Linked DNA regions of Homo sapiens: all the other regions are linked to region 3. A link is a contact called in ENCODE Hi-C or POLR2A ChIA-PET data. All regions are on one chromosome and are shown on one strand. Each heading gives the region's core, a stretch centred on a gene start or an enhancer-like site at or near the end of the contact. The rest is flanking DNA. Distances are from core to core; before and after follow the strand shown. Region 1 has its middle 85 kb from the start of LINC02240. Region 2 overlaps LOC101927421 (a long non-coding RNA gene). Region 3 holds the start of ZNF608 (zinc finger protein 608). Region 4 overlaps LOC101927421 (a long non-coding RNA gene). Region 5 overlaps LINC01170 (long intergenic non-protein coding RNA 1170).

Evidence for each region. Hi-C counts contacts between places; a loop is a spot of excess contacts on that map. ChIA-PET counts read pairs that join two places held with the same protein, here RNA polymerase II (POLR2A). Pooled maps may share reads with other maps.
Region 1: a map of PC-3 shows a loop between it and region 3 (11-fold over the local background). The contact joins the enhancer-like site here to the promoter of ZNF608 in region 3. A Hi-C loop is called at or near these places in 22 of 168 maps with a recorded cell type or tissue (Caco-2, Calu3, GM11168 and 16 more), 34 of 37 single-sample maps with no recorded cell type and 27 of 50 pooled maps. POLR2A ChIA-PET finds 5 or more read pairs at or near these places in 10 of 52 experiments (AG04450, HEK293, HEK293T and 6 more).
Region 2: a map of endothelial cell of umbilical vein shows a loop between it and region 3 (4-fold over the local background). The contact joins the enhancer-like site here to the promoter of ZNF608 in region 3. A Hi-C loop is called at or near these places in 3 of 168 maps with a recorded cell type or tissue (IMR-90, chondrocyte and endothelial cell of umbilical vein) and 2 of 50 pooled maps. POLR2A ChIA-PET finds 5 or more read pairs at or near these places in 3 of 52 experiments (OCI-LY7, SK-N-SH and activated B cell).
Region 4: a map of endothelial cell of umbilical vein shows a loop between it and region 3 (7-fold over the local background). The contact joins the enhancer-like site here to the promoter of ZNF608 in region 3. A Hi-C loop is called at or near these places in 3 of 168 maps with a recorded cell type or tissue (Calu3, PC-3 and endothelial cell of umbilical vein) and 2 of 50 pooled maps. POLR2A ChIA-PET finds 5 or more read pairs at or near these places in 5 of 52 experiments (BJ, HEK293, HEK293T and 2 more).
Region 5: a map of heart left ventricle shows a loop between it and region 3 (2.3-fold over the local background). The contact joins the enhancer-like site here to the promoter of ZNF608 in region 3. A Hi-C loop is called at or near these places in 1 of 168 maps with a recorded cell type or tissue (heart left ventricle) and 1 of 50 pooled maps. POLR2A ChIA-PET finds 5 or more read pairs at or near these places in 1 of 52 experiments (SK-N-SH).

The regions. Positions count from the first base shown.
Region 1 is chr5:125,405,497-125,410,364 of GRCh38, forward strand. No RefSeq gene overlaps it. Among named protein-coding and RNA genes, the nearest start is that of LINC02240, 85 kb to the right of the region's middle. Within about 2 kb of position 3,300, at least 8 of the 41 ENCODE cell types and tissues checked have a DNase peak (open chromatin) inside an H3K27ac peak, as active enhancers do; they include PC-3, Panc1, endothelial cell of umbilical vein and 1 more, where a contact is called at or near this core.
Region 2 is chr5:125,308,680-125,313,644 of GRCh38, forward strand. All of the region lies in intron 4 of LOC101927421 (a long non-coding RNA gene), which reads left to right. Among named protein-coding and RNA genes, the nearest start is that of LINC02240, 180 kb to the right of the region's middle. Within about 2 kb of position 3,197, at least 4 of the 41 ENCODE cell types and tissues checked have a DNase peak (open chromatin) inside an H3K27ac peak, as active enhancers do; they include endothelial cell of umbilical vein, where a contact is called at or near this core.
Region 3 is chr5:124,743,912-124,748,567 of GRCh38, forward strand. ZNF608 (zinc finger protein 608) reads right to left here and starts at 2,728. Exons shown (of 10, transcript NM_020747.3): 1 at 2,284-2,728; 2 at 173-1,261. The coding sequence starts at 1,078. RefSeq lists enhancers at 20-99, 160-229, 2,969-3,967, 3,661-3,840, 3,968-4,656 and 2 more.
Region 4 is chr5:125,276,068-125,281,340 of GRCh38, forward strand. All of the region lies in intron 4 of LOC101927421 (a long non-coding RNA gene), which reads left to right. Among named protein-coding and RNA genes, the nearest start is that of LINC02240, 210 kb to the right of the region's middle. Within about 2 kb of position 1,629, at least 2 of the 41 ENCODE cell types and tissues checked have a DNase peak (open chromatin) inside an H3K27ac peak, as active enhancers do; they include endothelial cell of umbilical vein, where a contact is called at or near this core.
Region 5 is chr5:124,125,608-124,130,538 of GRCh38, forward strand. The region is part of intron 4 of LINC01170 (long intergenic non-protein coding RNA 1170); the gene reads right to left. Among named protein-coding and RNA genes, the nearest start is that of LINC01170, 310 kb to the right of the region's middle. Within about 2 kb of position 2,449, at least 4 of the 41 ENCODE cell types and tissues checked have a DNase peak (open chromatin) inside an H3K27ac peak, as active enhancers do.

The DNA.
Region 1 (4,868 bases), core at 2,050-4,549, 660 kb after region 3:
AACAAGATGTATATTTTGAAGAATTTAAAATGAATGAGGTCAAATTGAGTCATTTATTAGTTGTTTTATTATAAATATCAAATTTCCATTTGTAAAAAACAAATACTTTTTTGAGGAAAGAGGTAGAGAATTTTCCTAAATTATTAATTGTTTCTATAAAATATAAATAACATTTGTATTATAGTCAAGGAAGGCCTTTTTAACAGGATGTGATTTAAACCCAAAGCTGTATATCAACATATGCTTTTCCCTCTGCCTGAAATGAACATTGCTTCCTTTCTCCAGGCTAAATTCCCTTATCCTTCAAGACTTAGTGTGGTTGTAACATCCATCTGCAGACTTTCCTGATTCCTTTTGACTGTATTTTGTATCATACTGCATTTGAAAGAATGGCATACTCAACTTTCTTTTTCAAAATAGCTTTATTATTTTTATAAAAATAATATATGCTTACTTAAGAAGAGTGAAATAATATGTTATATGACAATGACTATTGTATTAGTCCGTTCTCCTGCTGCTATAAAGGACTGCCAGATACTGGGTAATTTATAAAGGAAAGAGATTTAATTGACTAAAAGTTCAGCATGGCTGGGGAGGCCTCAGGAAACTTACAATCATGGTAGAATGGGAAGCAAACACATCCTTCTTCACATGATGGCAGGAAGGAGAAGTATAAGCAGGGGAATGCCAGATGCTTATAAAACCATCAGGTCTCCTGAGAACTCACACAGTATCACGAGAACACCATGGGGTAAAGTGCTCCCATGATTCAATTATCTCCACCTGGTCCATCTCATGACAGATGAGGATTATGGGAACTCCAATTCAAGATGAGATTTGGGTGGGACACAACCAAACCATATCAACTATTAAATTATTTCTTTCTGTTACTAAAGTACTTAAATAAGTGATTGTCAAATTTGAGTCTCACTCCAACAGGTCTAAAAGCAGAAGAAGGTGCAGCTACAGGTTCTTGCAAACATTTATGCAAAAAAAAAAACCACGTTCTAAATACATAATAATAGAAGACATTTTTAAGATGAGGACTCACCTAAATACAAAGATTTGTTTCTTTATTTGTGCCTTGTAATCTTCCCTTCTACTGCTGGTATATTGATTTAATTCTAATAGGTGTATTATTTTAATCATATTTTAGGGAAATCTTCATTTTTGCAATATGAATGACATTTCTGCCTCTGAACCTGTGTCTAGCCTTAGGTGAATTCACAAACTGGACATTCTGTAAGTAGGAATGACTATTTTCCTATACATGTAAGTTGTACACATTGATTACATGACTCATCTCTCTACTACCATGGAGTAAAGAATGAATATTCAGGATGCCATAATTATTTAGGTCAACAAACATTTATTGGACATTTGCTAAATGTGAGGCATTGCGCTAGGTAGTCAGATTGGAAAGATGAATAAGATAAATTCCTTACTGCCAAAGAACTTAGAATTTAAGTAACTGAAGAGGAACATATCAACCAAGGCTGCTTGGCCTTTATTTTAAAGATTCTTTAGATTACCTGCACATTCTCTAAGATATAAGTCCAGGACAGGAATTCTGTCTGCTCAGGAAAATGCTCAGAATATTTTTCAGCTAGATTATATGGACTCATTGACAACAGCAGAAAAGTCTCGACTTGGGCATAGTAGACTATTTGAATGCTTTGCACTCGTTCCACATACTGATGTAAAAACTTACTTGAACTCTTTCAGGTATTTAAGTGACCATTTATTGAAATAAACGTGAAAGTTTGATAGCAAAAACCAGTCAGACGAAGTCTGTCCTTGTATAATATAAATAGCCAAGACCATAATAAAGACCAGAAACACTTGTACATCCTTAATGTGTTTCTAAGAAGGTCATTGTGAGCAACCCTGCACACTTTTCAATTCTGAATGGACTTTATCAATATTCCACACATTTGGCCTGAATCAGTGGCTCCTTCTTTTAACTGGGGCATTCCTAGACATGGTGTTATAAAGTAGAGAGTGGAAAGGTAAAGTCATCATAGCATGGTTATCTGTCTGGACAAGGTCAGAAGTCAGAAATAGGCAAAGAAAATGTTAGAACTGTGAGCAGTGTGAAATGTGTATTTCTCTTGGAAGCACTGGATGAAAGGCAGGGCAGATAGGGAAGCAGGTAAAATAAAGCACTGCTAATATTTCAATTTGGTGTAACATCTACATTTTAAAATAAACCAACTACCAGGACTCAGGACTATTACAAACTACAATTTAAAAAAATTCCAAGTGTGTTTCTAACTAAAACATATGTAATTAAAAAATATTTCCATTTGTTCTGTGGAACTGCCTATCGAACACATATATATAGGTAAGAGAAATGCTACAGGAGACTGACTGTTTCTTCTTTAGAAAACTGTGTTTAGCAGAGGAAAAGAAATCAATGCCTGTATTTTCCATTATGACAAAGCTCATAATTGTCCTTAAATGGACTTTTTGTACTCAAGGCTTATGATTCCAATTTGTCATTAGTGATAACTTGCATCAGTATCTAGAAAAGAGAAAGTTTCAGAGAAGACAAAAAAGTCTTCTATCTTAATTTTCACAGCCATTTATTGATGTGCACATTACTTTCATTCTTTCAACCTAAATTGAATGTAATATGCAAAATAGACTATCTGAATAAGTAGATTATTAGGAAGAAAAAGGTAGCATGAGTCCTGTTCACTATAAGGGAAAGTATATTAAACAAATTATAAATAATATAATTACAAACCATTGTAGATCTACAAAGTATTTCTTGTGTGGTTTACTTAAGGATAGTATAGTCATTTAAGTTGCAAAGAATAGCCACAGAAGGAAGCATACCTATTCTACCTGAATTCTACAGAATTTTCAGTAACAAAAAAAACTGCAGATCCCCTTTCTAATGTTCAATGTGGAAATAAAAAGCCTCGTCCTTTTAGCTATTAAACACCATATCTTTTGATCACTGAGTCTTCCTCTTTTATTTATTTATAGATGTGAAAGAGCAGGTAGAATTATGCACTGCAGGTATCTGAGAATTTCAGTTTCAGAAGGAACAATAAGGATGGTGCCATCCAACCCGGCTATGCCACAGGCAAGACTCACAGAGGTAAAATGAGTGTGCAAAGTCAGGAGCAAATCCAGGGCTGGAATCTGGGGCTTTTCCCATTATCCTAGGCTTGATCTAAGGTCAGCACTGTCTAAGTTAATGAACATACAGTTTTGCAGTTCTAGCAACAGAGCTCAATAAAACTACACTTGTTCTGGTGCACACCAATGAGATCATCCAAGGTCATTATTTCTGTCTTCCAAGCTCTGCAGATCAGCACACTACTGAAACCCAATTAAACCACAAGAGGTGGGGAAACATTAAAAATGAATCATTGACTGTTTAGGGGGAAATAAAAAGACAAGGCTTTCTGAGTCAGCTGAAACTTTCATCAGCCACTGGGCGTACCCTGTGAGCAAAGGAAGTCACAGGGGCCCAATGAGATACCTCTGTCATATTTTTTTCTCCAGATTGTGCTTTCTTGAAGAGATACTGAATTTAAAATGGAGCTATTTGGCAATGACAGGAGTTTAAAGGAGAGAGTTGGGAATTAGACCTTGCACCAAATAATCTACATCCCTGCAAGTGAGTGCGCCGTATTTCAAGCTATTCTGGTTGGCTGAGCAAAGCCCTGCATTTTTGTTAACTCCCTTTAATTAATCTTGTCATAAGTCCTATAGTGAGGTGGATGAACTTTCAAACATTAAACAGTGGAATTACTCACCGGGTGGCTTTTCCCAAACACTCCAACCCCAATTAAAGAGCTGTATTTGGTTTGGGTTTCCTCAAATGGCGCTCCTGTTAACACTCATCAAACACAGGAAAAATAAAACAGCAATTTAACTGTGCCCGCAGTGTGAAAGGCTTGTGCAAATAATCAGCACATTTCTAACCGGTTAGTAATAGGCAGAGTGCAAAAAACAAATGACCAGATTTATACCACTGGGCAGGTCTGAAAGCAATGTTACAGCTGAAATATATTCATTTACAATTTAAAGCAAGGCTTTCAGTGAATAATTGTTTACATAATAGTGAACAGTGCTTGTGCTGCACAACTGGGATCCATTTACAATGTGTTAACCAAATAATGCATGTTTACAAAAGATTTAGAGTTTGTTTTTGGAGAAAAGAATCGTGGTACCCTTGCCAACAAAAGCAGAGCAGTATGTACAGTTAGTAAATCTTTTCTTAGCTGCAAAATTAGCGTCAAGTTGCTTGAGCCCGTAAACTACGTCAGCATAAGTCACTCTCATTAAATTGATGTGTGAAGGTAGTATTCTTAAACAGCAGGTTGCTCCATTCTGATTTTTTTTTTTAATCAGTCAAATAATGAGGTGGGGGTAGAGTTGCTTAACCAGGCCAAGGGAAAAAGAAAGCGGAATCATCTTAAAACGGCCATCCCGGATTTAATAGCCTACAACAAAACCCTAAGCAGGTCAACTTCATGGTTCAGCAATTCCTAAAAGCCTTGTCTACTTCTCCAAAGCTTATCGGTGACGGCTGGTGTATAAGAGCTCCCAATGAGGACTGATTTACAGCACTGAAGGGCTTTGCAGTGACAAAGGAGGGCCAGGGTCCTCGAGTGCTTTCTGTATTTTTAAGATCCCAGAAGATGATGTGGTTCTGTGATAGGAATCTCTTAAACTTTACCATTGACATAAACAGGTCACAGTGCCTGCAAAAGCTTAAGCAGGAGTCAGGAGCAGTCTCTCTCTCTCCTTTTTTTCTGGGTCAGAGTCAGATTTTATCGAGTCAAGCTATCTAATTGAACACAAACCATGTGATAGGACCCAAACAGAGTGTATTAAAAATGAAACAG
Region 2 (4,965 bases), core at 1,947-4,446, 570 kb after region 3:
CAGCTTGAAAATTATTTGTGTATAGAAATGAGTAGTTAGATTTCAAGAGCACAACAATTAAAAAAAGTTTTCAAGTTTTCATATCTAGCTAACAGACATGTATAGAGAGCAAATTAATGACTAAACCCTAGAAAAGAAATTGTGTGAAGGTAGGTAGAGAATAAATAATATAAAAGGACAATAGGGTGAATGTCTCAAAAATGATGTGCACCACATGAATGTTATTGACAATTCAAACCTAAATACCCAATTGATGAAATGATACACACTTTATTATTAGAATTGCATTTAAAATATTGATGAATAATTTTTATGTTGTAGTTAAATTAAGATCAGAAAGTTTGACCACGAAACCTAAATATAAATAATATTTATCAAAATGTTTTTCTCCAACTCCCTAAATAAGTCTACAATTTTCTCTGGTGTCGAAGTAATCTTTTGGTAAAATATTAAACATCCTTGAAGGGGTTGTAATTCTTTCAGACCATGCTTGTATTAAGTAGTATATTTATAACTGCTCAAGTTATTTATTCTGACTAAATTATATCCTACTACCAAGAGTTGACTTAGTGACTGGTAACTACTGTGAATAGCACCCATTTTATGTATAACAGCTTTCTAAACGCTTCATATCAACAAGCTTCCCAATAATAATAAATATTCAGGAATCACCCATATCCATCTTTCTCCAGCTTCATTGATGGAAGACTCATATGAGGTATTTGCTAAACAAACAAATTCTCAAGCCTCAACCTGGACCTTCTGAATAATAATCTTATGTGTAAATTGATGATCTCCATGTTTAATGATCACCTCTGGGAATTCTTTTTTTTTTTTTTTTTTTTTTTTTTGGAGATGGAGTCTTACTCTGTCACCCAGGCTGGAGTGCCATGGTGCAATCTCAGCTCACTGCAACCTCCACCTTCTGGGTTCAAGCAATTCCCCTGCCTCAGCCTCCCAAGTAGCTGGGACTACAGGCACATGCCACCACGTCTGGCCAATTTTTGCATTTTTACTAGAGATAGGGTTTCACCATGTTGGCCAGGCTGGTCTTGAACTCTTGACCTCAGGTGATCCACCCGTCTCGGCCTCTCAAAGTGCTGGGAATACAGGTATGAGCCACTGCGCCCGGCCAGAATTCTTATGATTAGGGGAGTATGGGAAGTCCTAACCTAGGTAATACATTTGAGATTCGTGGAGTACGTATCTTTATATTCTCCCACCACATATAATAAAGAGTCTTGCAAATATTTTAGTTATGTTTGAGACTATTAAAAACAACCTAATTAATACTCGTGAGTATATAGTAAACACTCATAAATACACATCTCCATAAGTCAAGATTATGTTGCTCTCCAGGGAAATATATCAGAAATTTAAACCACTGCAAGATTCTGATGACAGTTTGCTCAATTTAGAAAGAGAAAGGCTATTTGGAATAAAAACAGCTTTTACAAAAGAATTTCAAAAATGTGATGCTATATCCTCTTAAAGTCATTGTAACTATATTAAAGATACAAGCTGATACATTGTATATATAACATTTCCCCCATTTTTACCATGACTTACACTTCCATGAAGATTCATTTGAAATGTGAATTTTGATTACTTGCTTTGCACGGAAATTCACTTAGCAAAACTTCAGCAGGTTGAAGCACAAGTAAATATGATGAACTACAGTACAAGAATAGTCTTATGATTTTAATAAAAATTACACAAATATATTATTTGAATAATTACTACCAAGTAGTCAAAAATAGCTGCCTATATCAAAAAATACATTAGAGTATTAATTTGCTGAACAATTCTGGTGGGCAGGTGTACTGTTCGCAGATTTAAGAAAAAATGCACACACACACACAGACACACACACACACACGCCCTCAGACACAGATGCTCCTTGACTTACAATGAAGTTAAATCCTGGTAAAGCCATTGTAAGCTGACAATATCAACTTGAAATGCATTTATTTAATACAACCAAACTACTAAACATTATAGCTTAACCTAGCCTAACTTCAGTAGGCTCAGAGCAGCTACATTAGACTATAGTTGAACAGAATCATCTAACAGAAACCTACTTTATAATAGAGTTTGAATAACTCATTTAATTTATTGAATATTATACTGAAAGTGAAAAACACAATAGTTGTATGGGTACTTGAAGTATGGTTTCTACTGAGCATATATCACCTGCTTACCATTGTAAAGTTGAAACATTGTAAGTCAAACCATTGTTAAGTCAGTGACTCACTCTCTCTCTCTCTCTCTCTGTCTCTTTGTGTATGTGTGTGTGTATGTGTGTATTACCTGCTTGCAAGAACTAGCTAATAGTCTAACTCAGGGGTTGGCAAACTTCTGAAAATAGCCAGATAATACATATTTTAGGTTTTGCTGGCCACAAAGTCTGTCACAACCACTCTACTCTGCCATTGTAGCCTGAAAGCTGCTACAGTCAATATGTAAACAAACAAATGTGTATTCCAATAAAATTTTATTTATAAAACAGGCATTCAGCTGGATTTGGCTCACAGGCCATAGTTTGCCAACCTCTGATCTAATGGGGTAAAAAATTAAAAAGTACCAGATGAAGCTTACATAATATCTATCTTGTAAGTTTATTCTCCTCCCTGTCTGTACATACCGTTTCTCAGATCAAAAGGTAGAGCTCACTTTCCTTCTCTTTGAATTCTGACTTATAACTGAATATGACCACGAGAATAGCAATTTCAGAAGAAGAAATGATGTTCTGAGACCTTGAAGTCCAGGCTTTAAGAGGAATGGAAGTTTCTACTTTTGGCCTTTTGGAACGCAGTCACCATGCTGTGAGGATCCCAGATCATATGGAAAGACCACGTAGAGGAGAACAGAGGTGCTCCAGTTGGCAGCCCTAATTAAGCTCCTAGTGGACAGTCAGAACCAACTGTAAGCCATTTTGGATGTTCTGGATGTCCAGGTTGAACCCCCCCCAGTGACTGCAGCCCCAGGGAGTATCACATGGAGCAGAAGAACTGACTGAGCCTAGCCAACTTGCAGTGTCATGAGAGATAATATAGTCATTGTTTTAAGTAACTACATTTTGGGATGGCTTGTGATACAGTAGTAGATACTTAAAACATCTCACTATTGGTATTATTTGTGTCCAGTTATTCATGCCTACCAATGACATGGAATCATAACTATAAGAACAAACTAGTAGTGTTAGTGAATCACTAAACAGCTCATGAATTTTTGTCCTCACATTTCCTAGTCTGAGTCATATTATTCAAAATTCCATTCTGGATATCTTGTATAACACATTCCAGGAATATGTGTAATATATTCCAAGATTCTCTGAATGTGTAACTGGAGGATTGTTTAAGAAACTAAGATTACATTTTTTAAGAGTTGGAAAGTCAGAGAATCTATGATCTGGTATGTCTGGGTCTCTCCCCATCCGCAGAAGACACAAATGAAAGCTAGACAATCTGAAATTATCCTCCTCTCTCTTACATCAAGAAGCCTAGAAAGTATAATAAAAAGACACTAATAATTAAAAATTTTGGTTGTGATCAAAAAGATACAACATATTTATTATAGGCTTACTATGTCCTGTTTGTGATTCAAGGATTTATCTGGAATATCTCATTTAATTCTCCCAACAACCTTGAGAGATATTATATTCCCATTTTTCTGATGATGAAGTCAAGATTTGGTCATTGTATACAACTATAATGAACACTGCCAAGATTCAAACCTAGACTGTTTTTTTCCAGAGTACAGGTACGTATTAGTCCATTTTCACACTGCTATAAAGATACTACCTGAGACTGGGAAATTTATTTTTTTAAAAAAGATTTAATTCACTCAAAGTTTCACATGGCTGGGAAGGCCTCAGGAAACTTACAATCATGGCAGAAGGTGAAGGGGTTACAATCATGGCAGAAGGGGAAAGGGAAGAAAGGTACATCTTACATGGCATTGGTAGAAAGAGAGAATGTGCAGGGGAAACTCAACAAGATCTTCTGAGAACTCCCTCACTATCATGACAGCAGCATGGGGGAAACTGCCACCATGATCCAATCACCAGTTCCCTGCCTTGATATGTGGGGGTTACAGTTAGAGATGAGATTTGAGTGGGGATGCAGAGCCAAACCACATCATTCTGCCCCGGCCCCTCCCAAATCTCATGTCCTTTTCATATTTCAAAACCAATCTCATTCCTTCCCAACAGTCCCCCAAGGTCTTAACTCATTCCAACATTAACTCAAATGTCCTAGTCCAAAGTCTTATCTGAGACAAAGCAAGTCCCTTTTGCCTATGAGCCTCTAAAATCAGAAACAAATTAGTTACTTCCAAGATAAAATGGGGGTACAGGATTTGCCTATGAGACTCTAAATCAGAAACGAGTTAGTTACTTCCAAGATAAAATGGGGGTACATTCACATGATAAATGTTCCTATTGAAAAGGGAGCAATTGGCCAAAACAAAGGGCCTGCAGGCCCCATGCAAGTGTGAAACCCAGCCAGGGTTCTTAAAACTCCAAAATCTCTTTTGACTATATGTCTCACATCCAGGGCATGCTGATGCAAGGGATGGGCTTCCAAGGCCTTGGGCAGCTCTATCCCTGTGGCTCTACAGGGTACAACCCCTTTGGCTGCTTTCAGGGACTGGTGTTTAGTGCTTGCTGTTTTTCCAGGTACATGGTGCAAGCTGTTAATGGATCTACTATTCTGGAGTCTGGGGGATGGTGGCCCTCTTCCACTAGGCAGTGCCCCAGTGGGGACTCTGTGTGGGGGCTCCAATCCCACATTTTCCTTCTGCACTGCCCTAGCAGAGGTTCTCTATGAGGACTCTGCCCCTGCTGCAGACTTCTGCCTGGACATCCAATCCATACCTCCTCTGAAATCTCGGCAGAAGCTCCCAAAGCTCAACTCTTGTCTTCTGTGCACCCGCAGGCCAAACACCATGTGGAAGCTGCCAAGG
Region 3 (4,656 bases), core at 1,478-3,977:
CACCCAAGTAGGCTCCCCCATATCAAATTTTAATATAAAGGATGCATATCATAGAAATCTCACAAAGAACCAGAAAGCATAAAGTGTAAGGCACACAGAGGCACACCCCCACACACCCACACAAATGCACACAGAGGAGAGTAGGACATCTAGGAAGGCGACTTTATCCTACCTTCTCAGTTTTCAGTTTCTTGATTCGCCTGTGGCTCTCCTCCTCCTCCTCTTCCTTCTTTACCAACATAGAGTTTCCCATGAGCCCTGAATCCGGGGCACTTTTGCTAACTTCCCCTGCAGCGGCGACGCTGCCACTCCCAGTGCCCCCGCAGTGGAAGGGGCTCGCGCCACCTCCATTGCTCTTGGCCCCAAAGCCATAGAGGTGCCCCCCGGAAGGGGCCTGGCTGCCACTGCCATTCTGGTGGCCCTGAAGCAGGTCGTGCTTGTCCTTCCTGGATTTCCCCGCATCCTTATCCCGCTTGGCGCCTCGGCTGCTCTGGCTTTTACCTGGCTTCTCCTCTTTGCTTTTCCCACAGGAGCCTGCCCCCGCGGTGGCGGCAGAGGTGCTGGTGCTGGTACTATTGCTGTTTGGGTTGCCGCTGCCGCCGCTGCTCACACTTTGACCCAGCGCTGAATTCATGCCAGTTGCCTCTCCAGGGCGCCCTTGGACTTCCTGCCTCTTGCCAGTGCTGCTGATCTCGGGAATCCCATACAAGGCAGCAGAAGGCAGAGATTTATTAGCATCCTTAGAAGTTTTACTCCTTTTCACTTTTGATTTGCTGGTCTCTTTGTGTGAATTCCCCTGGGGAGCAGAGGCCTGAACAGAAGCAAATTTTAGGCCATCAGCTAAGGCTGCGGTAGCACCAGCCCCACTGGAGGCCGGACCTCCACAATCCTTGGAGTTGCTGCTACTAGTGGTGGTGGTGGAATTATTCATCTCAAATTTCTGTCTGTCCTTCTCCAAATCAGCGTCCAAATCAATTATTAAATTTCCAACCCCGATTTCCCAATCATCGCCACTGTCATAAGTATCAACTGTATTTGGATCCACACCTTTTCCTGCAGTAGAAATGTTCACTGACATCCTGAAGATGAGCTCTCTAGAATAAAAATCCGATGAACTTTTCTTTGGAGATGAGGGGACATTCGTTTATCTCCGCTGGGCTTTCTCTCAAAGAAAAAAAAAATCTTCTAATCTTCCTCTTCTTTTTCCTGCCCCACGAATGTGTCCAGGGATTTTACACCCTCAGTCCAGGTCCACCTTTTCCTGTGAAGGGGGGGGGAAAAGTCGAATATTTCTTGTCTGGGTGTTACCAGAATAAAAAACGATTAGTATTGGGGAATCAGTAAAGGGGACAGGGAAGGATGGAGAGTAAGGTGGCTCATGTATTGTCCTCACAGTCCAATATCAGGTTTAAAGGAAAATAACCAAACCCGAAAAATAAACCTATGACAGTAAGCATCTTACGGTAGCTAAAAAGAAAATCCCTTTATCAACAACACAAGGATAATCACCTTTTTAAAAGCATTAAATTATCTTAAGGATCTGATTCAAGTCCAGAAAGGTTTTTGTGTTCTTTTTTAAAGTTTAGGATTTCAGTCTGGCACATGTGATATCTCAACCCCAGAAACACAGCCTGAACACTCAGACAAGAAGGAAGAACACAGCTTTAAACATCCCTAAACATGTCCTAGATCTTGCAATTTAGAAGACCAGACCCTGGAAGTTCTGAGGCTAGTTTTCAGAATAGAATGTTGCTAAATTTTCCTTATTTCTAATTTAGGTTTCAGTACTTCTTTTTACAAATTGTCTGGGCAATCTGTTTTTTGTTCCTAGTAAGGAACAGAAAAAACAACCAATAACTGCCCCCAACACACACACATACCTCCCTCCTATCCTCTTTTCCCAAACAGCTTCTACAATTTCTTTTTTGAAATATGCATGTCTTTTAAGAGCATTTCTCTCTAGAAAAGACAGTGTTATATAAAAAGTTAAATACCTGCCTTTTGAGAAAAAAATACATTTAAACAATTCTACCATATTCCTAGGTCAGAGAATTGCTCACTCTCTTAAATACGGTGCTACTGACTGTACAGAAAACTGATTAAGACATACACTTTAAGTGATCTGCGCCAAGGTGGCCTCAATGACCGCAAATGAGTGTGTTTGACAAAGAGCAGTTAAAACGGTTTTTAAAGGGATCAGCCCCTTTTTAACAGTTGATTGTCAAGAAAAAAATAAATAAATATACATACACACACACATACACACACACAGACATTGCTTACCTTTTAATCCTTTATCATTTTTTAATTAGGCCAGCAAATCAAAATGCCTTTCCCACTCCACTCGGCAAACAAGCCTGTGCCTCATTTTACTTAAACACCAAATGATCAAGAAGGAAGAAACCAAATAACACATCTCAGCCAGAATAATCACTCGATAACATTATTCCACCTCCCCACCCCCCTTTTGGCAAACGAATCAGTCCTTTTCTCCTTAAAAAAAATGTGTCACTGTACAGCTGGAAAATAATGTTTCACATTCACAACAGAAGCACCAAAGGTTTTTTTTTCCTCTTAACAAGCATCGAGAATAATAGTTTTTTAAAAAACAGAGAGTTTAGAGAAAAAAGTTTTCCCAACTTCTCATTCCGCCTTCAGTTCCAGACTTCAGAGTCACCGTGATCAGTAATGATCCCATGTAGCAAACCTACAGGCGTCCGCTAGTAACGAGACAGAATGTGCTAACATCGGGATAAATTAGTGAAAGGGAAGAAAGAATAAGAAGAAAGGACTGAAAATCTGGGCTGGATTCCGCCTGTTAGTCGGGAAGTGGCATTTTTCCGCCCGTCCTGACAGATTTGATTTCTTGAACTAACTTAAGAGAAAAGGAGGGGGGGAGTAGAGGGAGGAGGAGGAGAAGAAAGGGTGGGATGAGAAACTGGGCAAGAGGAGAAAAAGAAAGGTGTGGAGGAGGAGACAGCAGATGATTCAGTGAGCTGATAAACCAGTTATAACAGCATTCGCTCGGGGCGGGGGGCGGGGGGCTTGGGGCGGTGGGGTGGGGAAAATAACGGCGTTTAAAATGGGCTCAGTCTTCGAAACCTAAAGGATGTGATGTTTTCCTGTCTTATGTTGTTTTAAGAAAAAGGAACTGAGTTCCTAGTATAGCTCCCGAGGGGAGTGGAATCCTCTGTCGCTCAGGTCAGCCAGTCATGTGGTAATTCGATAATTAGAGTCAAAATAAGGTTTTTGTTTTCTTTTTTTTTTTTTTTAAGGCGACCCTTTTCGGGAGTTTTTCCCTCTTATACTCGCAGCAAACGGTGTGTCTCCCTTTTATTTATTTTTTCTCTCCTCTCCCTTCGCCCAGCCCCTCCTGTGTTTAGTCAGATGGCCCCGGAGCTTGGCTTAGTATTTTTAATTAGCTGGCGTTTGGAAGCTAAAAGCAGTAATGAATTGTTGATGGATTGGAAGTGGAGAGTCGCTTTGCTGGAAATGTCGGGGCTGGGAGAGGGGGATGGGCGAGTTAGTAACAACCAACCATCTAAAAGGAGCGATTTTGTTACAGTGCAAGCCTTTCACATCACGTGAGGATCAAGGGCTCAATTGGTTGTCGTGAGAACAAAAATGGTGACAAGCGTATCAAGAAAATACTGATCTGGTCTTTAAAAAAAAAAAAGCTGAAAGTCTCTCCCCTCCCCCTGCACACACTCCCCCAACCTCCTCCCCCCGCCCCCCCGCAGTGGGCGAAGCTACAAGTTATGAATGTGAAACATTTCTCGGAGATCTAGGATCTCCGAAGTTCGGAAGGAGCGAAATGTAATGAGCACAAGAGCAAAGCAGATGTTTTAAAGAAACACTTTATAAACCTTTCCTCAACTTATCTCCAATTTGTCGGCTTTCCCAAGGGGCCAGGGACGGGGACGCCTGGGGGAGGGAGAAGGGTATCTCCGAGCTACTTGGATTTTAGGGACCCCCACTTCATGTATTAAACAAAGAAAAACCTTTTGCTTGCTCCCCAGCCTGGTCCTGTAATAAATACACCATTGTTACTATTTGTGGGTTTGTTTGGGTTGGGTGGGGCTTTTATTTTTTCTCTTAATGGTATTTTTGTTGCTTGCTTTTTTAAGGAGATGGCGAATGGTAATTATAACCATTACATGTAATGAGTGACTATTCCCTTGTTTAATATTAAATTATCGGGCACTGGGATCTGACAGGAGACAGAAATCGGCTTGTTCTGCCCTTGCCCCCATTTTCCTGGATCGCTTTGGGAGGGGGGTCTGCCCAGCTAGGACAGAAGAGGGAGGGAGTAAGGTGAGCTAGAGAATTGACACTGCAGACCAGGATATGCAACTGTGTCACTTTTATTCTCCTTTGGGTTAGAGCCCAAAAGCTAATTTCCTCTAAGTTACCCCGAGTGCCCAGTCAAGCTTAATTTGTGTGAAGTTACAAATGCTTCACCCTCCACTGAATAAAATTCACCCTTCTTGGGTTGTTGTTCTAAATGCAAAAGCCAAACCCTGTAACTAGTTCCTCATTTCTATGCATAAAACTCGCACATTCCCCTGCATGAAGTCCCCGCTAAGTGCTATATAGAGACACACCACGCAACCGTACTTACGGTCTGTATTGGATCGAGTTGACCTTTTCCTTCTA
Region 4 (5,273 bases), core at 379-2,878, 530 kb after region 3:
TTATTAGGAAATGTGTCAAGAAGCTCAAGGTATAATAACATTCTTTAGAGAGCTTGATTCTGAAGACAGTGCAATGAAATGTTCAAAAAGAAAACATGTCTTATGTTCTTAGAGAATAAAGCTCTGGGATTCATTTTAATTTGTCATTTTGAACAGGATGAGGCCTCCACTGGGTCCTTTGATGTGAAAACCCTGGGGATGATATACAGCTATTCCTCGGTCACCCCAGTGTCTTTATAAGCTCCAGATTGCAGAGATGTCAGCAGTCCTGCGAAAGATGATACTGACTTGGGATTTGAGGCTTCAGGGCTGAACTGTAAAAAATCACTGGGATTTGTCCAGGTGATGTCCTGAAGAGCAGGTCATGAAAAGAAGGAGACAATATTATGAGCTGTGTCACCCAGCTCAGAGAGAGCTTCTAGTTGTCCTAAAATCAAGGTGAAATCCTTATCATGAAGCAGTGTATTACTTACTATTTTATTGTAGTAATAGATAACCTACTCAAACCTGCTTAAATAACAAAGAGAATATAGTGGTTCACTTTTCTGAAAAGTTCAGAAGTTGGGTGGGCTTCAGGCATGTGGGATTCATAGATCAATGATATCATGAGAGTCTGAGCTCCATTTCTCATTGTTGTGCTCTACCCTGTGAGTCGGGTTTATTCCTGGCCTAGCTCCTCTGGCCTTATATTCTTACTCTCAACCCCATTGTTTGTCTAAACACCTCAAGGAAAAGTCTGAAGGTAATGCAGATTTGACTATCTCTTTTGTCAGAGAGCCCAGAGTCTCTGATTGGCTTAGCCTCATTCACCCTCTCCAGCTATGGAGCCTGATGGATGCCCACATGGAAATCAGGGCTGTTAGGAAGAGGGCAAGGGATGGCTGTGAGGCAGCCAAAGCAGAATGTTCAGAGATGGGCATGCTCTTCTTTCTGGAAAAGTAAAGTTGCCTCAAAGGCCAGAAGGCACAGATTCTATTGCATACCTCTGCACATCACTGTATTAACATATTTAAACTTGGCTGAACTCTCATTAATCAGTCTCTACTAGTTATTCAGTTTATCTTTCAAGGCTTCATAGCATCAGTTCATCTGAACTTTCCAGATCAGACTTCTGCTATTGCTCAGCTGTAATCCTACTGATATGGATTAGGTGTGTATCCACACCCAAATCTCATGTTCCATTGTAATCCCCAATGTTGGAGAGGGGGTCTGGTGGGAGGTGGTTGGATCACGGGGGCAGATTTCTCATGAATGGTTTAGCGCCATCCTCTTGGTACTGTCATCCCAATAGTGAGTGAGTGCTCATGAGATCTGGTTGTTGAAACGTGTATAGCTCCGACCCCGTTGCTCCTGTGCTAGCCATGTGATGTGCCTGTTTCCCCTTCATCTTCTACCCTTATTGTAGTTTCCTGAGGCCTCCCCAGCAGCTGAGCAGATGCCAGCACCATGCTTCCTATACAAACTGCAGAACCAAGAGCCAATTAGACCTCCTTTCTTTATAAATTACCCAGTCTTTGGTATTTCTTTATAGCAGTGCAAGAATGGCCTAATACACCTACATTCTGACTGGGCTATTCTTATCCTACCTCCATGCCTTTGCTCTTACTCACTCTTCCCCCATTCTTATTTGTTTTTCTCTGACTAATCACATCTGACTCAGCCCTGAAGGTTTATTGGAGGAGGCATATTATAGTGATTTAGAGTGTAGGTGCTGGAGTGAGACTGCGTAGGTTCAGATTTAGCTCTATTGCTATGGAAATTTGCAAGTTACTAAGCCACAGTCAGCCATGATTTCCTTGAATTTAAAATGAGAATATAATGGTACCTAAGTCAAGTGTTGTTGTGAGCATTAAATGAGTTAATATGTATAAAAGAGTTAGGCCAATGCCTGGCACTTGGCAAGAAGTCAATAAACATTGGCTATTATTTTAATGCACCATGAAATCATTCCCCAACTAGCCCATGTCTTTCCTTCCTTTAAACTACTGTACTGTTTTGGCCTGAACTCCTCATTGCACTCTTGAACACTCGTTAATTTGAATGGCCAGATAACTTTATACGGATAGGAGGCTTCAATTAAATACTTCTTGTTTCTCTGCACAGAACATAGTTAAATGCCATAAACCTATATTGTAGATATCTAACAACTGTGCATTGAAGAAATGGAATGTGGCTGAGAGTACTCCTATGCATGTTCAAAAAGGATCAAAGCTGGCCAAAACTACCATGTAAGAAAAGCCACTGGAAATTAATCTCTTCAATCAAATATTGCTTTGTGTACAATTAAAATATTATGTCTCCAGAGCTAGTAAAATGCTGACCCGTTTAAACCCATATAATTCAGGTTTAAAACCTTCATTCTTTAGTCAGACTAGATTTACTGAGAACTATGTCGGTTCCTCCCCTCTAGCATATTCCCAGGCAGTTTACTAGGTGCAGGGAATATGGTAGTGAATAATACAATCTCAGACCTAACAGAGAAAGTGAACATTAACTATTACAGGTATGAAGAACTATAAAGGAAATGTACAGAACCTATGTACTGAACAGACATGGGGTTTATCAGTTTGGGAAACAGCACATGCTCCCTTCATTCCCTTGGCATATAGATGGATGTGTGCATTATTTCTGCACAGACGGGGCTGTTATATGTACCCTATATATAGATAGTAATATCTTATATCTGTAGAATGCTGTACACTTTCTATATTACTTCCTTATTTCTCATTTGTTACTCTTCATTATGTTGTCAAGAAGTAAAGATATTGTTCTGTCCCAATGAAAAGCTGAGCGGACTGAAGTGCAGAGGGGTTCAATGCTATTTTCAAGATCAGAGACTGGGAGACGGTTGGAGCTGTGGGTGGGCTTTAGACTGCTGACTTCATGCTCAGTCATCTCTCCATTGTACTCCCCTTTGTGTCCTTCCCCCATCTCTTCCACTATCAGCTGCTGATTATGTGTGTTTGGTGAGGAAAAAGTGGTAAATAGAGCAAGTGTGGCAAATAATAATACCTTTTGGAATTATCCAATTGGACATAAAAAGGGAGCAGGCTTAGAACTCTGTAGCTGGATTCTTTAGTACAGAGGACATCATTGCAATTTCCTTACCTTGTTTTGGGAGTTGAAAAACATTGCCTAAAATTTATAAATTTTTGTTCATTGCAGTTCCAAGAACAGGAAGGACATTTATTGTCATAACATCAGTTTGTTGTAAATGATATTCATCGACCTAGATTTCTCTTCTATCTTTTACATGCTAACCCCTATTCATCCTTAGAGGCAGTTTAACTGTGACATCCTTCAGGAATCATTCCTGATAATTTTTAAAGTCCCCTTTCTCCTCTGCTAAGTGATATGCTCCACTGCTGAGCTCATACATTATCTGGGCTTACTTCTCCATCGTCCTAAAGAAGCATGAGTTCCTCAAAGCAGAATCTGTGCCTCATCCACCTTTGTATCATTAATGTCTAGTACAGTACCTGGCACAGAGTAGTTCCTTGAATAGTTAATGAATGGACGATGTTCTATCTGCAAAACTCTGAAAGATGCATAGTTTGGCATTTCACTAGATCCTGAATCACATCATCTTTTGTCTCAGCTCCTCAAGATTGGCTAATAACACCTTATTGAAAAAATATATGAATTAGCAAGGGAAAACTGAATGTGTCATGCCAGAGTGGTAGCATACTTCCAGTACTTCCATCTCACCACATCTTTCAGAAAATAACACATGATTCTGTTGCTGTCACCAGTGTACAAACTGCTGCTTAGTAGGGTTTTTACACAAATGAAGAAGCAATACAATTCAAAAGTCGTAAGTATAATGGCTCATTACAATCAGCTGTGAACTAAAACAGGAACAAAACTTGTTGCACTAACTTTTGCGATCAAATTTTAGAAGGTTTTGGAAAGAGGGGTGGGGGAAGTGGGGACAGGGAAAGACAAAAGGGGAGTAGAGAGAGATGAGAGGAGGCAAGGGAGCAAAGAAAGGGGGAAGGGACAGAAAGAGCAGAGAAAGAGAGACAGAATGAGACAGTGCCATTCAAATAACTTTAAAAAGTTTAGCTCCCAAGCTATATTCTTGGACTCCAGGAGAAAAATTAATTGCAAGGAAATTGTTCAAAATTCAAGTGTACATAACCCTTTTACCTACAGGAAATTAATAGTTGCCTTACCTATGGACTAAAGCCAGAAGTTGAGGAATAAGAATAGTTTGAGATTATACACAGGCCTACAAAAAGAGCTAGATGGGAAGTCAGGATATGTGGGTTTCAGGTATGACTTCATGGCTCTATTACTCTTTCTTTGTAATGAGAAAAAAGAATTTTGGGTTTTGGTCTAGGTGCCTCAAAGGCCTCTTCTAGTTTTAAAATGTCATGTTAGAGAAAAAATATTTTTATAGGAGTATAAAATTTACAAAAATAGGTAACATATGCTATGGACAAAGAGAATTCAGATTATGATAAAACAGAGAAAACTGAGGTCCCTAATATACCAAATATTACAGAAAAGAAAGACTCTTTACTCCAGATGGCTAATTGAATAGAAGATTTCTGTGAATGCACATGAAAATGGCAAGAGTAGACATAAACTTGGTGTGAAATAAATCAGAACAACCATGCATTTTTTTACAGTGTAGAAACTTGTATTTATAAACAAGGAAACAAGAAAAGTGAAGGACAGAATAAGATAAAGGAGCACATGTAACTCATATATTCTAGGTTCAATGCATTAGTGAAAATGACAGATAAAAAGAAATTTTTTCTCCTTCTTGGATCCATTACAAGGTATTTGTAGAGACTGAATACTATTTCAGCTAATGTGTGTAGAAGCTCTGGATTTTCCTACTAAAAACAGCACTTTTTTTTTTTAACAGTCTGACTTTTAACAATCAGAGATTAAATGGAGCATGTGTTGAGACTCTCCATCTTTGGCATTCCAACTGTTTTTTCATAAAAATGAAAAATAAAAAACACAAAATGCAAAAAACACTGTATCACATAAATAACACATTAGTTGCTATTTCTTCTGCTTGATGAGACTTTTTCTTGATTCAGTCAGCTCTATATCTCTGGCACAGAAAACCTGGGGAAAGGGGATGAAGGGATAGCAAACATGAAATCAATTCTTGTTCTCATTAAGTGAATTCTTTCACATTAAGTGAAAGAAAGAAAAAGATAACAGATTAGTTGTCCACCACCAAATTGCCTGGATGGTAATGGACAGAAAAAAAATGAAATGGCATAAATTGATATGATTATCAGTAGATTTAC
Region 5 (4,931 bases), core at 1,199-3,698, 620 kb before region 3:
TCTCAGGGGTGAACATAGCCAGCCAGGCAGCTTTCCCTGTGACCAGCGCCTGCCTCTCTGCAGATTGCAGTGTGAAGTGCCTTGTGGGTTTCATGTTCCCCTGAGTTGATTCAGGTGTAAGTATAAAACTGATGGCAGTTGGAGAAGGTCAGCATTACATATTCATTTTATTTTAAATAATTGATGATGTTTCCTGTCTCTGCTTACATTAATTGCTCTCAGGTGTTAGAAAATGACTCAGTGAGTTGCCTTTTAATATGCTTTTTTAGAAAGACAGTGTGTCTGCTCTTTGGAATACTAAAAGCCGCATGTACTGTGCAGGACTTTCTAACTGGAGGTTAATAAAGGGAAATTAAACATATGCATTGATGCTCTCTGCTGTGTGGAGAGGGAGAGTGTGCCCAACTATGCACCCAAGGATGTGAGCCATAATTCTATCCAATCTTAGAATAAAACTCATGTTTACCCAGATTCTCCTGGTCAGATGTAGATGGGAAAGCCAATTTGATATTTTCTAAGGTGGTGACACTAATAATGGAGTATAAAATACAAAGTCATTTTTCACAATCAGTCCATAGAAAGATATTCTTTATCAAGTACAAACCACAAGTATTTTTTCAATGAATGCAGTTATCCAAAGGAATAGGATGCCATTTTTAAAAATTGATCATACGTATACAGAAGAGCCAAGTTCTTAAAACAATGTCGATTTCACTGCTTCTCAAAATATCAACGGCCTTACTTACAGTCATTTATAAAAAGGTGTGGGATTTTTTGGTTTTAAACATTGTTTGTAAAGAGAAGTTGGGCAAACAACATGGCTGACTCTAAGTCCGGCTCCATTTGCATATCCTGCATTGGTGTTTCTGTGAAGTACATTTATGATGCCTATTAAAGAAAATCAAGAAACTTCTAAAACACTTTTCTTTGATGCATGCATCTAGAGTAGGACATGAATCAAATTCAAATGGAATCAAGTCAATCAGGATGAGTCTCAGAAGCACACCTGGCTTTTGAGAAAGAGTTAGTTGCTTTGGGGGGTATCCTAGGGGGAAGCATCTTACTTGGGGTGTCATCATCCAATCAGTAGATGTCTGATGGCTCTGTCCAGCAGTAGCAGTCTCAAACCCCACTGTGAAAAGAGGGGCTTCCTCCTATTTGTCTCTTCGATTTGAAGTTTATACAGGAAGAAGAGCAAGAGAATCATAAATAACATTTAAATTTAGGAGCTACACTTTTTAAGTTTTCAAGAAGACAGCAACTGTAACCAAAAGAGCTTTGTTCTCAGGCTAAATTTTGATTGATTAGGAAGCAGGACATTCTCTAACCATTGTAAACCATAACCTAATCATTAACTTTGTGAAGTTAATATTCAGCACTGTTTTTTTTTTTTTTTTAGATGGGGTCTCGCTCTGTCACCCAAGCTGAAATGCAGTGATACGATCATAGTTTACTGCAGCTTCAAACTCTTGGTCTCAAGGGATCCTCCCACCTCAGTCTCCTGAATAGCTACAACTACAGGCACACACCACCACACTCGGCTAATTACGTTTTTTACATTATTTTTTGTAGAGACAGGGGTCTCACTTTCTTGCCCAGACTGGTCTTGAACTGCTGGCTTCAAGCAATCCTCCCACCCCAGCCTCCCAAAGTGTTGGGCCTGCCTGGCCATATACAGTACTTTATACCGCATTGACCTATACAATCATTTACATGTGCACAAAATATGTGTGCAACATGCAGAGCTATAGCCAGGTGTGTGGTTGTGTGCAGACACATGCATATGCAGACAGAGGCGCACACACACACACACACACACACACACACACACACCAAGTCAGTACACCAGCTGTTCAGCATTATTTACAATATATTGGAATCACCGCTGACCTAAAGAGCTGAAGAAAATAACAGGCCATATTTTCAGCTTAGTAAAACCCTGCAGTAGGGAGCCCTTTATGAACAATTACAAGCATTTGCTGGAAATACATTTGCTGATTTAACAAACTGGGTAGGACAAATGTTTAACATGCTGTCGTAATGATGTTCAGATGCTTTTCTTAGTATTCGCTGATCTGAGATAATGCGTTCTTGCCCAATCATGCTACAAAGAAGCAGCGGAAATAAATAAATAAATAGATGTAATGTGATGCGCTCTCACAATAGCAGAGCTGCTGACTGCCCCTGACAGATGGGAGAAAAAAAAAGTCAATATGATGTCTGAGACAGCCCAGGCTCGGCACTGCAGAATAAATTACATGATTCGCTGAATGCCTGGGCTTCGCTCAGACATACAAAAAAATTGGAAAGATAAAAGCTTGCATTGGCTTCAGATGATATTTACTGCTTGATGGATTTACTAGCAGCCCCAGTACAGTCATACTGTATTGAATTATTGGCCTCTATTTAGCTGTGTGTCCGTCGGAGCTTGAGTGTCCATTTAAGCGTAAGTGAGCTGGAGGCCCGCCAAGTCTCTCAGAGGCTCTGGGTACAGAGGAAGACGCAAGCTAATGGCCACCAGCTTGAATAACAGGGAGCTTGAGGATACTGGGGTAGGCAACAAAGCCCAGCTACAAAGTACTTTCTTATCAATATTAATGCCAAAATAAATATTAATGGAGGCTTCCCGGCATACCATTTTTGAATGTGCCCTGTTTTCTTTGTATTTTAACACAAATAGCTGGAAATGACTGTGTGATTTTTTTCTTTCCCTCTCCTTCACACTTTTTCTCCCTTTGAATCTAAGAAGGAATTTGGAAAAGACCATTAGCTTTACTGCTGCCCGTTGTCACAGCAGCAGTGTTTCTATAAGGCAAAGGAGGCAAATGAAATGCTGGCTCTAAGAGGTATACAGCTTCCAATAAAATATATGATTAGAATTGTAATGTGCAGTACATCAGCTATTGTTACAGAGTCTTTACTGCATTGTGCTATGGCAGTTCAATTGGGAAGGAGCCTTCCATGTACAAAGCGCCCGTTAGGAAAGTTGCATTGTTATCATAGCTTCAAAAAAGAAGGTGGTGTGTGGAACAGGGGATATGTGCAACTCTCTGTACTTTCCACTCAGTTTTGCCATGAACGTAAAACAGCTCTAAAGCATAAAGTTTATTAGTTAAATAGAAACACACAAACACACATATACACACAAAGAGGGTGCAGGCAGGTTGGGTTGCGGTGGAGGAACAAAGAGGGCTAAGTGTTGAAGGCACTGGATTCAGCTACCCAGGGCCTAAAGTGTGAATGAACTGTAATTTTTCATAGTTTGTGCACTATAGGGAAGAGGGAGTAACTGGGGAGATGGGCCAGTCAAAGAGAAAGTCAGGGTCTGGCTCATCATTATTTATGGGAAAGATTAGGGGAGGGTTACTGCACAAGGATCCAGAGTGAGACCCACAGCGAGAGTTCTCAGACATCTGTGCAAGGCAACTGCTTCCATGAGCAGCACCAAGAGACCACATGCTCCAGGAAGATGCACATGGAGCATGCCAGCTGACTAAGTGTGCAAGGCCGGCTTCAGGAGGGTCTCCATGCTCTGGCAAGAGCAGGCACAGCCTCCAAGGCCAGAAACCCTCCCTGCATCGACTTGCCATGCAACCCTGAGCAAATCACTTAATTTCTTTTGTCCCTATTCTCTATCCTGTAAAATAGTTGATGATATCATAATAACAATGAACTACATTACAACATATTTAATGGATCAGGTGGAGTATGGATGACAAAAAGGTGAGCAGTGTTTCAGCAGTGTTAAACTTTTGGAGTGCATTTATGATCATTCTCACATTTATTCTCTCCACAGAACAGTGCATGGGTCTTGCTATGCCCATTTTATAGAATAGAAAAGTGAGGCACAGCTACTTAACCCAGGTCGCACAGCTAGATCACAGAAACACTAAGACTGGCCCCTAAGCCTCCCTTCTGATATACTTTCTGAACTATGAAACTTGAAAAGTCACCATCCCCTATTTGAACAGCAGGAGTAGGCACAGGTGACCCAGTGGACCCAGAAGTGCATCACTACCCTGAACTTGACTTGCTGCAGGACCTCTGATCACATCCCCTAAGTCCCTGGCCCTTCTCTCCAGCTCAGACCTGCCACTGTGAGGGGTTCCTGGGACCAGCAGTGTTCAGATAGACTAGCTGGGGGATCCCAAGGCCCCGAATGCCTAGGATAGACATCTCTCGGCTGGCTTTATGCAGAGCAAACTATTCTGAGGCTGAAGGGGCGTTGGATGCCACGGTCCGTCCCGCCTGCTTTCTGGGTGCTGCTCTCACTTTGCAGACTGCTCACAACAAACAGCAACCATCTATTTCATTCTGACCGGTTCTCACACTAGAACACTTAAATCCATTCTTTCTTTCTCTTGCTTTCTCAAAGCAAAAGAATCCATAAGGCAAAAGGAAATAATCACTGTATCTCAGACTCACAATAATGGAGCATAATTGCTATTTTCGTCTTGGTACTTGACACACATCATCTCACTTCTTCATCAGAATAGTGCCACAAAGTTGTCAGTATTGTTTGTTTTCATTTTCCACAGATGAGTGAATTGAGGTTCCAAGAGGTTAAATCTTTGCTCAGGGTCACACAACTGGTAAGTCAATAAGCTCAGCTTTAAAGCCCTGATTTGGCTGGTTCCAAAGCCCAGGTTTCTCCAGAAAATGTGATGCTCTTTCTGGGATGGCCCTGAAGAGTCTCTGTTTAACAATGCAAGAGAGTTGGCAATCTATTTTTTAAAGTCTTTTATGAAAAATGATCAAGTTTTTCTAATGATACTTTAAGAAAGGAAGAATGTAAATACTATTATGTGTTGTAATTCACCTTTTCTTACAAGGATTTTTTTCTAAAAGCCCCAAGTAGTTTGGTACAGAGTCAAATACCTGGAGCTGGAATCAAACTGGCTGGAGTTCCAGGCCCTGCCCCACCAAGGGCT